3 separate regions of the Homo sapiens genome follow, and all the other regions are linked to region 3. Evidence: chromatin contacts called from ENCODE Hi-C or POLR2A ChIA-PET data. All regions are on one chromosome and are shown on one strand. The core of a region is the stretch at or near the end of the contact, and the rest is flanking DNA. Distances in the headings are between cores, read along the strand shown. Region 1 overlaps NOM1 (nucleolar protein with MIF4G domain 1). Region 2 holds the start of NOM1 (nucleolar protein with MIF4G domain 1). Region 3 has its middle 34 kb from the start of DNAJB6.

Region 1 (3,288 bases), core at 349-2,848, 330 kb after region 3:
ATGCACAGATACTGATGACTTCACATCACGATTTCCAAACACAAACTGCCATAGGGTCGAGCTAAAATAAAATTTGAGGCCAGGCACGGGGGCTCACGCCTATAATCCCGGTGTTTGGGAGGCCAAGGTAAGAGGATCACTTGAGGCCAGCCTGTATAACATACGGAGATCTTGTCTCTACTGCTTGTGGTCCTAGCTATCCGCGAGGCTGAGGCAAAAGGACCGCTTCAGTCCAGGAATTTGATGCTGCGGTAACTATGATCGTGCCACTGCACTCTGGCCTGGGTGACAGAGTGAGCCTGTCTCTCTCTTAAAAAGTAAATAAATAGTATCTGAAAGTGCCACAAATGGGGCGTTTTGCCCAGGAGAGGCATCACCAGCACCTGTGCCCATCTGCCCAACGTGACCACTCTGAAGAGGACGGTGACTGCTGGACAGATGAGTTTTGGACATATATAACCTCTCAATGTCTATTCTGTATTCACATCTTAGTGACTTTTTTCAACAATCAAAGGTAAGATTTAAATTGAGTCTGTAGCATTTGAGAGAGAAAAGCAAAATTGAAGGGCTGAGAAAACAATAAACATTTGGGTATCTGCAATACATGCTGTTATCTAGGGACATTTCTGCTTCCTCCCAGAATCAGTTTTCCATACTTAGTGAGTGGGGTGTGTTTGTTTCTCCCACTAGACGGATGTTAATTCTTTGCAGGCAGTAACTATATTTTCTTCATGTTTACATCTCCAAATCCTTGCAAGCAAGTAGCACCTATTAACAGTCAAATAACTACTGTTTGGTGACCTCAGAGTTGTTTAAGATGGTACATTTACAATCTGGAATTGGTGAGGAGATGAATATCCTCAACTGTGTGAGAATGTTACATGAATGATGAAAAGCACCTGTCTGCATTACAGTGTACATAAGGCCATATCCACAGGGCTTATGTCGACTGACTTTGCCAAAGTTAATTGCAACCTAAATACTTAAAACAGTATCAAGAATCACATTTAAGCTGGGCGTGGTGGCTCAAGCCTGTAATCCCAGCACTTTGGGAGGCCGAGATGGGTGTATCACCTGAGGTCAGGAGTTCAAGACCAGCCTTGCCAACATGGTGAAACCCATCTCTACTAAAATACAAAAATTAGCCGGGCGTGGTGGCGTGCGCCTGTAGTCCCAGCTAAAGAGGCTGAGGCAGGAGAATCGCTTGAACCCGGGAGGTAGAGGTTGCAGTGAGCTGAGATTACAGGACACTGCACTCCACTCTGGGTGACAGAGCAAGACTCTGTCTCAAAAAAACAATCACCTTTAAGGGATGGTTTTTGAACTTCTAACCAATATTTTAAAAAGGTAAAAACCTCATCAATTTCTTTATAACTGCACCCTCTAGTGGCCTGTTTTATCTATTAATTTTTTTTTTTTTTTTGACAGTCTCACTGTCAAAAGTCTCACTGTCCAGCCCAGGCTGGAGTACAGTGGTACAATCTTGGCTCACTGCAGCCTCTACCTCCAGGGTCCAAGCAATTCTTGTGCCTCAGCCACCTCAGTAGCTGCTATTACCAGCATGTGCCATCATGCCTGGCTAATTTTTATATTTTTAGTAGAGACAGGGTTTTGCCCAGGCTGGTTTCAAATTCCTGGCCTCAAGTGATCCGCCCACCTTGGCCTCACAAAGTGCTGGGATTACAGGGGTGAGCCATCACGCTCGGCCATATCTATTAAAAAATTTTAAGACAATCATACACACCAGCCTCACTGCTTAGAGAACCCTGTCCAGTGTGCCTGACCCCTTTTCCCTCCCTCCTTCTCCTCTCACCCCCAAGATAGTTATTTGAAAATGGCTTGAAATACAAACAATAAAACCTTAGATCAAAAAAAATCTCAAAATATAATACATTAACAGACAATGATATAGCTCTACCAAACATTCACACGCAGGCAACAGAATAAGCCTTTGGGTTTACCAAGGACATTTTACAGTCAAAGGGCCACCTGCCCTCCTTCCTTCCCTGACTACATTCTCAGGGAAGCTTTTCCTTGCAGACACTTCGTTGCAAGGTCAGCTTTCTCTCTCAGCACGTTGGCTTCGTCGGCGCTTCTGTGGGCCTGTGCGTTCTTTAGCAAGAAGTGGCTGATGAAAAGCTTCAAACCCTCACGTAACACCCCCAGCTTTGGGTTGTCAGATACTCTGGAAAGGAATCGTATAAACACATGTCAGGGCTGAGCTGGCCTCTCCTAGATCTCAATCCTGGGTATCTCGCATAGTGAGACATAACCAGTTTCTTTTAAAAATAAAATTCTCAATTAAGAACTTCTTAACATATTTTATTATTAACAATCATTGTTAGTTTGCTAGCAGACAAGTTTCTATTCCCCAGATCTAATGCATACCAGCTTAAAAATAAAACCGAAAAGATTAAGCTACACGTATAGTACAACCTTGTGTTTGTAAATCAACACAAGTGAAAACAATCTCTTCATTTCTCTTCCATGTCTCGTCGGAAAGGGTGGGGCACATACCTTGTGAAAATTAAACTGAGGTCTTCAACTTCTGTTTCCATTAATAGGATACTTAATACTTTTCGTAAAAAACGGACTCTGGGTTTGTCCAATTCACTGAATTCAACTACCTAATGGTCAGGACATGGAGAAAAATAAAGTTACACTGATTTAGCCAACTTTTTCAATGATTTGTAATATAGTTAATTAGAGTAAAAATTAATCTCCCCCCTTCCCCCACTCTACCCGATTTAAGAAGCTATTTCCAGAGCTAAGAAATGAACACCTGTTGGCAAGGATGTGGGCCTTGGGAATTCCTACACACTGCTGGCAGAGGTGTGGCCGGCCACAGCCACCGTTGAGAACAACTCAGCAGTGTAAGTGGAATTCCCGGGTCATACACCTTATGAATCAGAAATTCAGTATCTAGAACTGAACCATAAATTACCTCCATTCCCAAAAGTACCCATCCCCTAATTAAAACTATATATATATATATATATATATATATATATATATATATATATATAAAATTTACTTCTAGAAGACTAATCCATATATATCTCTGCCCTAGAAAACTATCAAAAAATCAGAAATAAACACGGATCAGTAGGATAAGTAAGTATATAAACTGAGGCATACGTATACAGTAGGATGCTACCCAGAACAGACTCACGGGCGCCAACGTGGACCCACTGCAATCTTAGCTGAATGTCAGCGAGCTAGAGGAGGGGACTAAACGCATGGTGACGGGAATGCTACCCACAGGGAGGTGCGCAGCCAAACACCATC
Region 2 (3,616 bases), core at 330-2,829, 350 kb after region 3:
AAGTAGCTGGGATTACAGGCGCCTGCCACCACGCCCGGCTGTTTTTTGTATTTTTAGTAATGACGGGGTTTCACCACGTTAGCCAGGCTGGTCTCAAACACCTGACCTCAAATGATCTGCCCCGCCTCAGCCTTTATCTTTAATTCAATGTTGGACTTTATCTAAGGGAGTGCTGTAAATTAGCTTCGAGTTTTAGAAAATTCACTCTAAAAGTCGGGCACGGCAGATGTCCTCGGATACTCGAAAGAGGCCTTAACAGATGAGGTAGGGTTAACAGGTTTAGAGACCTGGGCTGGTAAACACAGAATGAAGATGCTGCACTGTGGAAATGGCCCTTAAGTCCCCGGGATAAAAATGTCTCTATATTGCTTTTCTCCTAAACTTTACATTATGAAAATTTAAAAACATGAAAGAAGACCGAATAGAGTAACGTACTCGATTTACTCACATTCAGCTGAAACCATTATCAAGACACCAAGTCTGTGTCATTTCTGCCTCACGCCCCATTCCCTGTCCCGTTATTTTGAAGGAAATCCCAGAGGGCCTAGAGAGTGTTCACACGATACCTTATCCGTTATGTCACCGTCCTCCGAGGAATTTTCACTCTTTTCTTCATCTTCTGCAAAACGGACTCTCTTCCCCCTCCTTTTCTCCTGCGCTCCCTTTTCCTTTTCTTCCCCCTGTTCCTCTTCTGTATCCTCGTCGTCGTCCTCGCTCTGCGCTTCTGCTTCCTGCGCCTTCTTTTCCTTTTCTACGTCTCCCTCCTCCTCCTCCTCACTTTCGTCCTGGGAGTCACTCTCTAAGTCACTTTCGGGGAGTGTCTGTCCGGCATCTTCCTCCTCCTCACCACTGCTGTCGTACAAGCCGCTATTTTTCCCAGACTCCAGGGCTCCCAGAATATAGTCAAGACCGTCGCGTGCAAAGCTCAGCGGCACGGAGCTGCTGCCGTCCTTCTTTTTGCGCTTGTTCAAACCGAGGCAACGCTCCAGCTTTCGGATCTCTCGGTCCTCCTCCTCGTTCGCCGCTAAAAGCGCCCGTTTCCGGGCAGCGGCGGTGGCGGCTGCGGAGGGTCTGGTCTTTGCGGTGGCGGCCGTGGCCTTGGCCTTGACCCGGGACGGCCGCGGCTTCCTGGGAGGCGAGGGGTCCCGACTAGGGGCTGGGCGGGCGCGCTCCTCCGTGTCCTGCCGGTGACCGCTGGCTTCTTCGGCTCCGCTTCGGCCTCCCAGGCCGGGACCCTGTTCGGGGCCCGCCGTCCTCTGCAGCCGGCGTGCTTTCCGCAGGTGCCGCTTCTCCTTCCTCAGTTCCTTACGGCTTTTTCTCCCTCCCGGGCGAAAGCTCACCGGGGCGCCGCGCCCCTCGCAACCCCCGGGAGCCTCGCCTTCCGAAGTCGCGTGCACGAACTCCTCCACCGCTAGCTTCAGCCTCTTCAGGGCCTTCTCCCCACCGCCAGCAGGACCGCGGCGCGGCCCGCGCCCGCCTCTGCGCTTCATGCGGACCACGCGTCCCTGGGAGCCGCCCGGGCCGGCCTCTCCCGCGCTCCTGGACGCCGCCATCTTTCGAAACGCGTGGACGCACGACTTCCGGCCGAGGCGGGACTTCCGGGGAAGAGGCGGCTGCGCGGGGCGGGCGGGCGGCGCCCCCTGCTGGCCGGAGGGCGACAGCGTGCAGAGCTGCGCGGAGCCGGGTGCGGGGGCAGCCGGGCAGGTGGCGCCCGGGGCAGGCGCGCCCGCGGGTGGGCGCCGCGTGGACGTCAGGCTCGCGATGAGCATGGAGGTGCCTTCACATTTAAAAGGGAAATCCGGCCGGGCGCGGTGGCTCACGCCTGTAATCCCAGCACTTTGGGAGGCCGAGACGGGTGGATCACCTGAAGTCAGGAGTTCGAGACCAGCCTGGCCAACCTGGTGAAACCCACCCACCCCCCTACAAAAATTAGCTGAGCGTGGGGGCACGCGCCTGTAATCCCAGCTACTCGGAGGCTGAGGCAGGAGAATCGCTTGAACCACGGAGGCGGAGGTTGCAGTGAGCCGAAATGGCGCCATTGCACTCCAGCCTGGGCGACAGAGCGAGACTCCAAAGGGAAATCCTCGCGTATGATGGAGGGGAGACTCCGCGCGGGTCGGCGCGGTGCCGGAGGTTGGCGGCGGCGACGACGCTGGGATGCGCGGGCCCCAGGTTCGTGTCCGCCCAGGACCCAGGAATGCGACCTTATTTGGAAATAGGGCCTTTGCAGATGTGGTCGAGAGGAGCCCTCGTGGGTTAGGACTGGCCCCAGAGCCAGCGTTCTCCTGAGAAGCAGGCTCTGGATACGGACCAGGGAGACGCCTGTGGCCCCCAGGCGGCCGAGGACCCCTGAGGAGCCGGCCCTGCCCAGGCTGGGTTTGGACGCTGGGCCCCGAGGGCAGAGCGTTTGAGGTTCCTCTTTACTGGGTAACTTGAACCGGGAAGCGAACGCAGAGGCCGCGCAGTTTGCGTCTGGATTTTTGGGAAGCCCGGAGGCGCAGGAGCAGCCTCGCCTAGCAGTGAGCTGGGGGAAGACGGGGCTGCTGCTGTGGGGTTCTCGGCCTGACCAGGGGCCGCTTCTCTTCCCGGACAGCTTCAGAAGCTTCATTTCCACAGAGTTCCCACCCTTGACTTAATTTAATTTAATTTAATTTTTTTTCTTTTTTTTTTCTTGAGACCGAGTCTCACTCTGTTGCCCAGGCCGGAGTGCAATGGCGGACCAAAGTGCTGGGATTACAGGCAAGCCACCGCGCCCGGCCCGTCCTTGACTTTAAAATGATTTAATTTTTGTCAACTTGTCAGCTCAAAATGGCATCTTGTCATTTAGTTCCTGATGAGAGTGGGTGTCTTTGTTCACTGGCCATTTGTATTTCCTCCTCTGTTTATGGCCTTTGTCCATTTTCCTTATAGGTTTTACGAATTTTTTTAAATATAAAATTTATTTAATATAAATTTAAAGTAGAGACAGGGTCTCCCTGTGTTGTCCAGGCAGGTCTCAAACTCCTAAGCTCAAATCCTAAAGTATTGGGATTACAGGTGTGAGCCACCACACCCGGCAAGGAATTCTTTACAAATAAAAAATTTTGAATAATCCTCTGTATCTCCTATGTGCAAATATTTTCCTCTCTCAAATATTTAAGGTACTTTAAAAAAATAAGTAATTTAATTTTTAATAAGCAATATACTCTATGTACAGGGTCCAAAATTCAAAAGGTACAAAAAGATATAAATGAAAAGGTCAATTTCTGTGCTGTGCCTGTCCACAAGCCACCCAGTTCTCCTTCCATGAAGCAGCAATATATCATTCTGAAGTGATCTTCCCAATAGATTCTATACTCAATGAAGCATAAATAGGTGTGTGTGCTGTGTCTCATGAGTGCTAGTTTACAAAACACTGTTCCACATCTTGCTTTTTTCATTTAACAATGTATCTTGTAGACCATCCTGCAGCAGAGGGAGGGACCAATGGACCTTCCCTGCCACCATCATAGCTGCCTGGATTATTGCAAAGGCCTCTGTCTGGTCTCTCCACTTTCATCCCCTCAACCCTTCAGTCTGCTCTCCACATAGCAGCCAAAGGCATGCTTTTAAAATATGAAAATAGGACCACGTGGCT
Region 3 (3,407 bases), core at 801-3,300:
CAGGAGTGTAGGATGACTGTGTGAGCCCGGGAGCTTGAGGCTGCAGTGTGTTAAATTGATTAGGTGTCCATGCTAAATTCAGCATCAATATGGTGACCTCTGGAAGCTGGGGGCCACCAGGTTGCCCAAGGTGGGGTGAACGAGCCCATGTCAGCGGGGAACAGGAGCAGGTTAAGAGCTTCTGTGCTGACCATGGCCAGTGCCCTCCAGCCTGGGCAACATCACCAGACCCATCTCTAAAATATGAAAAGCAGGCCGGGCGCAGTGACTCATGCCTGTAATCCCAGCACTTTGGGAGGCCAAGGTGGGCGGATTACAAGGTCAGGAGTTCAAGACCAGCCTGGCCAATATGGTGAAACACCGTCTCTACCAAAAATGCAAAAATGAGCCAGGTACGGTGGCACATGCCTGTAGTCCCAGCTACTCAGGAGGCTGAGGCAGAAGAATCGCTTGAACCCGGGAGGCGGAGGTTGCAGTGAACCGAGATCCCACCACTACACTCCAGCCTGGGCGACAGAGTGAGACTCTGTCTCAAAAAGAAAAAAAAAAAAGAAAGAAAGAAACCTTGGGCTATGCTGGGCACACTGTCTACGAGGAGGACCTACCCCACAAGGAGCAGTAAAACAAAACAAAAACAACAACCACCTCAGATCCATCACAGGCTCTCCCCTTCTTCCACTTTGTCCCCGTGCACCTGCCTATGTTGGACAATTCATATGAAAGGAATCCATCTCTCTTTTCCTTTGCGACTAATTTGAATGTTATTTGATACAGCAGCATCCACATAGATTTGCAATCAGTAGCATATGTCAGTGTGAGAGACGTGACAATCAATACTCAGAGGAAGACATGCATCGTCTTTGACCTAACAATTCCACTGACAGGAACGTCTGCAGATCCATTTGCAGGAGTAGACAAAGTGAAACACATTAAATATATGCCGGGACACGCTCTGCAGCCATGGTGAGAGTGGCAGAGACTGCAGCTACCCTAAGCACTAATTCCTAAGGAACTGATGAGATGGACACAGTAGGACCATGCAATGGAGACTATGCAGCAACTGAAAAGAAGGGCAGAGGCCGGGCGCGGTGGCTCATGCCTGTAATCCCAGCACTTTGGGAAGCTGAGGCGGGCGGATCACGAGGTCAGGAGATCGAGACCATCCTGGCTAACACGGTGAAACCCCGTCTCTACTAAAAATACGAAAAAATTAGCTGGGCGTGGTGGCAGGTGCCTGTAGTCCCAGCTACTCGGGAGGCTGAGGCAGGAGAATGGCCTGAATCCAGGAGGCGGAGCTTGCAGTGAGCTGAGATTGCGCCACTGCACTCCAGCCTGGGAGACAGAGGGAGACTCCGTCTCAAAACAAACAAACAAACAAACAAACAAAAAAAGAAGGGCAGATCGGCCGGGCGCAGCGGCTCGTGCCTATAATCCCAGCATTTAGGGAGACCAAGGCAGGTGGATTGCCTGAGCTCAAGATCAGCCTGGGCGACATGAGAAAAACCCATCTCTACTAAATAAAAAATAAAAAATAAAAAATACAGGGCCGGGCGTGGTGGCTCATGCCTGTAATCCCAGCACTTTGGGAGGCCGAGGCAGGCAGATCATGAGGTCAAGAGATCGAGACCATCCTGACCAACATAGTGAAACTCCACCTCTGCTAAAAATACAAAAATTAGTTGGGCATGGTGGCTCGTGCCTGTAGTCCCAGCTACTTGAGAGGCTGAGACAGGAGAATCACTTGAACCCAGAAGGCAGAGGTTACAGCGAGCCGAGATCACACCACGACACTCCAGCCTGGACGACAGAGCGACATTCAGTCTCAAAAGAAGAAGAAGAAGAAGAAGAAGATAGAGGGAGTGGCTGGGTCAGGGTTGACATGGCCTCCTCCGAGGAAGACATACTGAATGTTCCCACCAGGAGGGAGTTGGGCTCAGAAAGACAGTCGAGCCCTGGGGCTGTGCCTGGGGCTGTGCTCACCAAGCAACGCTGATGACAAGGCGGTTTCTGGGCCACCCGACACCAGGAAGTGGGCGCCTGTGCCAGGCAGCTTCCTGTGATCTGGCTGCTGTGAACTGGAACGTTGGTGGCACGGTTTACACATACTGAGTGGTTTCCCTTACTCATCTGTTTGGGGGTTTTTGTTTTCGTGTGTTTGCTCTGGTTTCCATTTCCAGTTTTTAAAATGTGTGCCTATAATAGATAAAACGCACGTTGTCAGGAAAATTCAAAGTGTGCCCTGTCTATGATGCAGACAGGCCCCTGCAATTCCACTCGAGCTACAGGTCAGTAGCCTGAACATACACATGGGAACATACAGTTTAGACGCCCCCAGAACGGCTCTTTCACTCACTAAGGCCTCGTGGACAACCTTCCAGGCAGAACAGAAGGATCTACCGTTCTTTTTTTTTTTTTTTTTTTTTTTTTTTGAGACAGAGTCTTCCTCTGTCGCCCAGGCTGGAGTGAAGTGGCGCAATCTTGGCTGACTGCAACCTCCGCCTCCCGGGTTCAAGCGATGCGATTCTCCTGTCTTCTCCTTCTTTTGACAGATTTTTGAACTTTTCCCCAGAGGCCCTGTTATGGGCAAAACAGTGCTCTCCAAGCCCTGTGTTCAAGCCCAACTCCCAGTACCCAGAATGTGACTGTACCTGGAGACAGGGTCTCCCGAGAGATCATTAAGCCAAAAGGAGGCCATTAGGGTGGGCCCTCTTCCAATCCGATTGGGGTCCTTACCAGAAGAGATCAGGATGCAGACGTGCACAGAAGGGCCACCCTGTGAGGACACAGAGGGCCAAGGGCCATCGATCAGCAAAGGGAAGTAGCCTGGGACACAGTCGTCCTGCAGAGCCACTGAGGAACCAGCCCTGCCTACACCTTGACCTTGGCCTTCCAGACTGCAGAGTGCGAGACGCTCAATCTCTTGTTTAAGCTGCCCAGTCTGTGGGATGTTGTTCTGGCAGCCCTGCGAAAGGAATTCAGACCCTCTTAGCCAAGGGGAATAAATGCTCTAAGGTTTCATATTATATATTGGAGTCATACATTTTGTTCTTGCCATCGTATATTCAGCTGTGTTGTCTTTAAATCAACATGATCTGAATTACTTGCTAGATATATGTATGTATTTTGAGACAGGATCACTGTTACCCAGGCTGGAGTGCAGTGGTGTAATAATAGCTCTCCACACACTGCAGCCTCGAACATGGGCTCCAGCGATCTTCCTGCCCCAAGTAGCTGGGAATACAGGCATTCACCACAATGCCAGGCTAGTTTTTTGTTTGTTTGTTTGTTTTTTGACAGTTTCACTCCTGTCACCCAGGCTGGAGTGTAGTGGCGTGAACACGGCTCACTGCAGCCTTGACTTCCAGGGCTCAGGTGATCCTCCCACCGTAGCCTCCTGAGCAGCTACT

What was found. Hi-C counts contacts between places; a loop is a spot of excess contacts on that map. ChIA-PET counts read pairs that join two places held with the same protein, here RNA polymerase II (POLR2A). Pooled maps may share reads with other maps.
Region 1: a loop to region 3 is called in a pooled map, with 2.4 times the contacts of the local background. The contact joins two enhancer-like sites. A Hi-C loop is called at or near these places in 1 of 50 pooled maps. POLR2A ChIA-PET finds 5 or more read pairs at or near these places in 3 of 52 experiments (A549, CD8-positive, alpha-beta memory T cell and Panc1).
Region 2: a pooled map shows a loop between it and region 3 (6-fold over the local background). The contact joins the promoter of NOM1 here to the enhancer-like site in region 3. A Hi-C loop is called at or near these places in 7 of 50 pooled maps. POLR2A ChIA-PET finds 5 or more read pairs at or near these places in 3 of 52 experiments (activated CD4-positive, alpha-beta T cell, activated CD8-positive, alpha-beta T cell and activated naive CD4-positive, alpha-beta T cell).

Annotation. Positions count from the first base shown.
Region 1 is chr7:156,968,426-156,971,713 of GRCh38, reverse strand. It overlaps NOM1 (nucleolar protein with MIF4G domain 1), which reads right to left. Exons shown (of 11, transcript NM_138400.2): 10 at 2,518-2,627; 11 at 1-2,185. The coding sequence ends at 2,011. Among named protein-coding and RNA genes, the nearest start is that of NOM1, 20 kb to the right of the region's middle. RefSeq lists a silencer at 3,193-3,288. Within about 2 kb of position 1,598, at least 2 of the 41 ENCODE cell types and tissues checked have a DNase peak (open chromatin) inside an H3K27ac peak, as active enhancers do.
Region 2 is chr7:156,947,675-156,951,290 of GRCh38, reverse strand. It overlaps NOM1 (nucleolar protein with MIF4G domain 1), which reads right to left and starts at 1,579. Exons shown (of 11, transcript NM_138400.2): 1 at 567-1,579. The coding sequence starts at 1,553. RefSeq lists silencers at 1,159-1,208, 1,489-1,838 and an enhancer at 1,899-2,427.
Region 3 is chr7:157,301,219-157,304,625 of GRCh38, reverse strand. No RefSeq gene overlaps it. Among named protein-coding and RNA genes, the nearest start is that of DNAJB6, 34 kb to the left of the region's middle. RefSeq lists enhancers at 1,686-1,955, 2,166-2,295 and a silencer at 2,877-3,171. Within about 2 kb of position 2,050, at least 17 of the 41 ENCODE cell types and tissues checked have a DNase peak (open chromatin) inside an H3K27ac peak, as active enhancers do.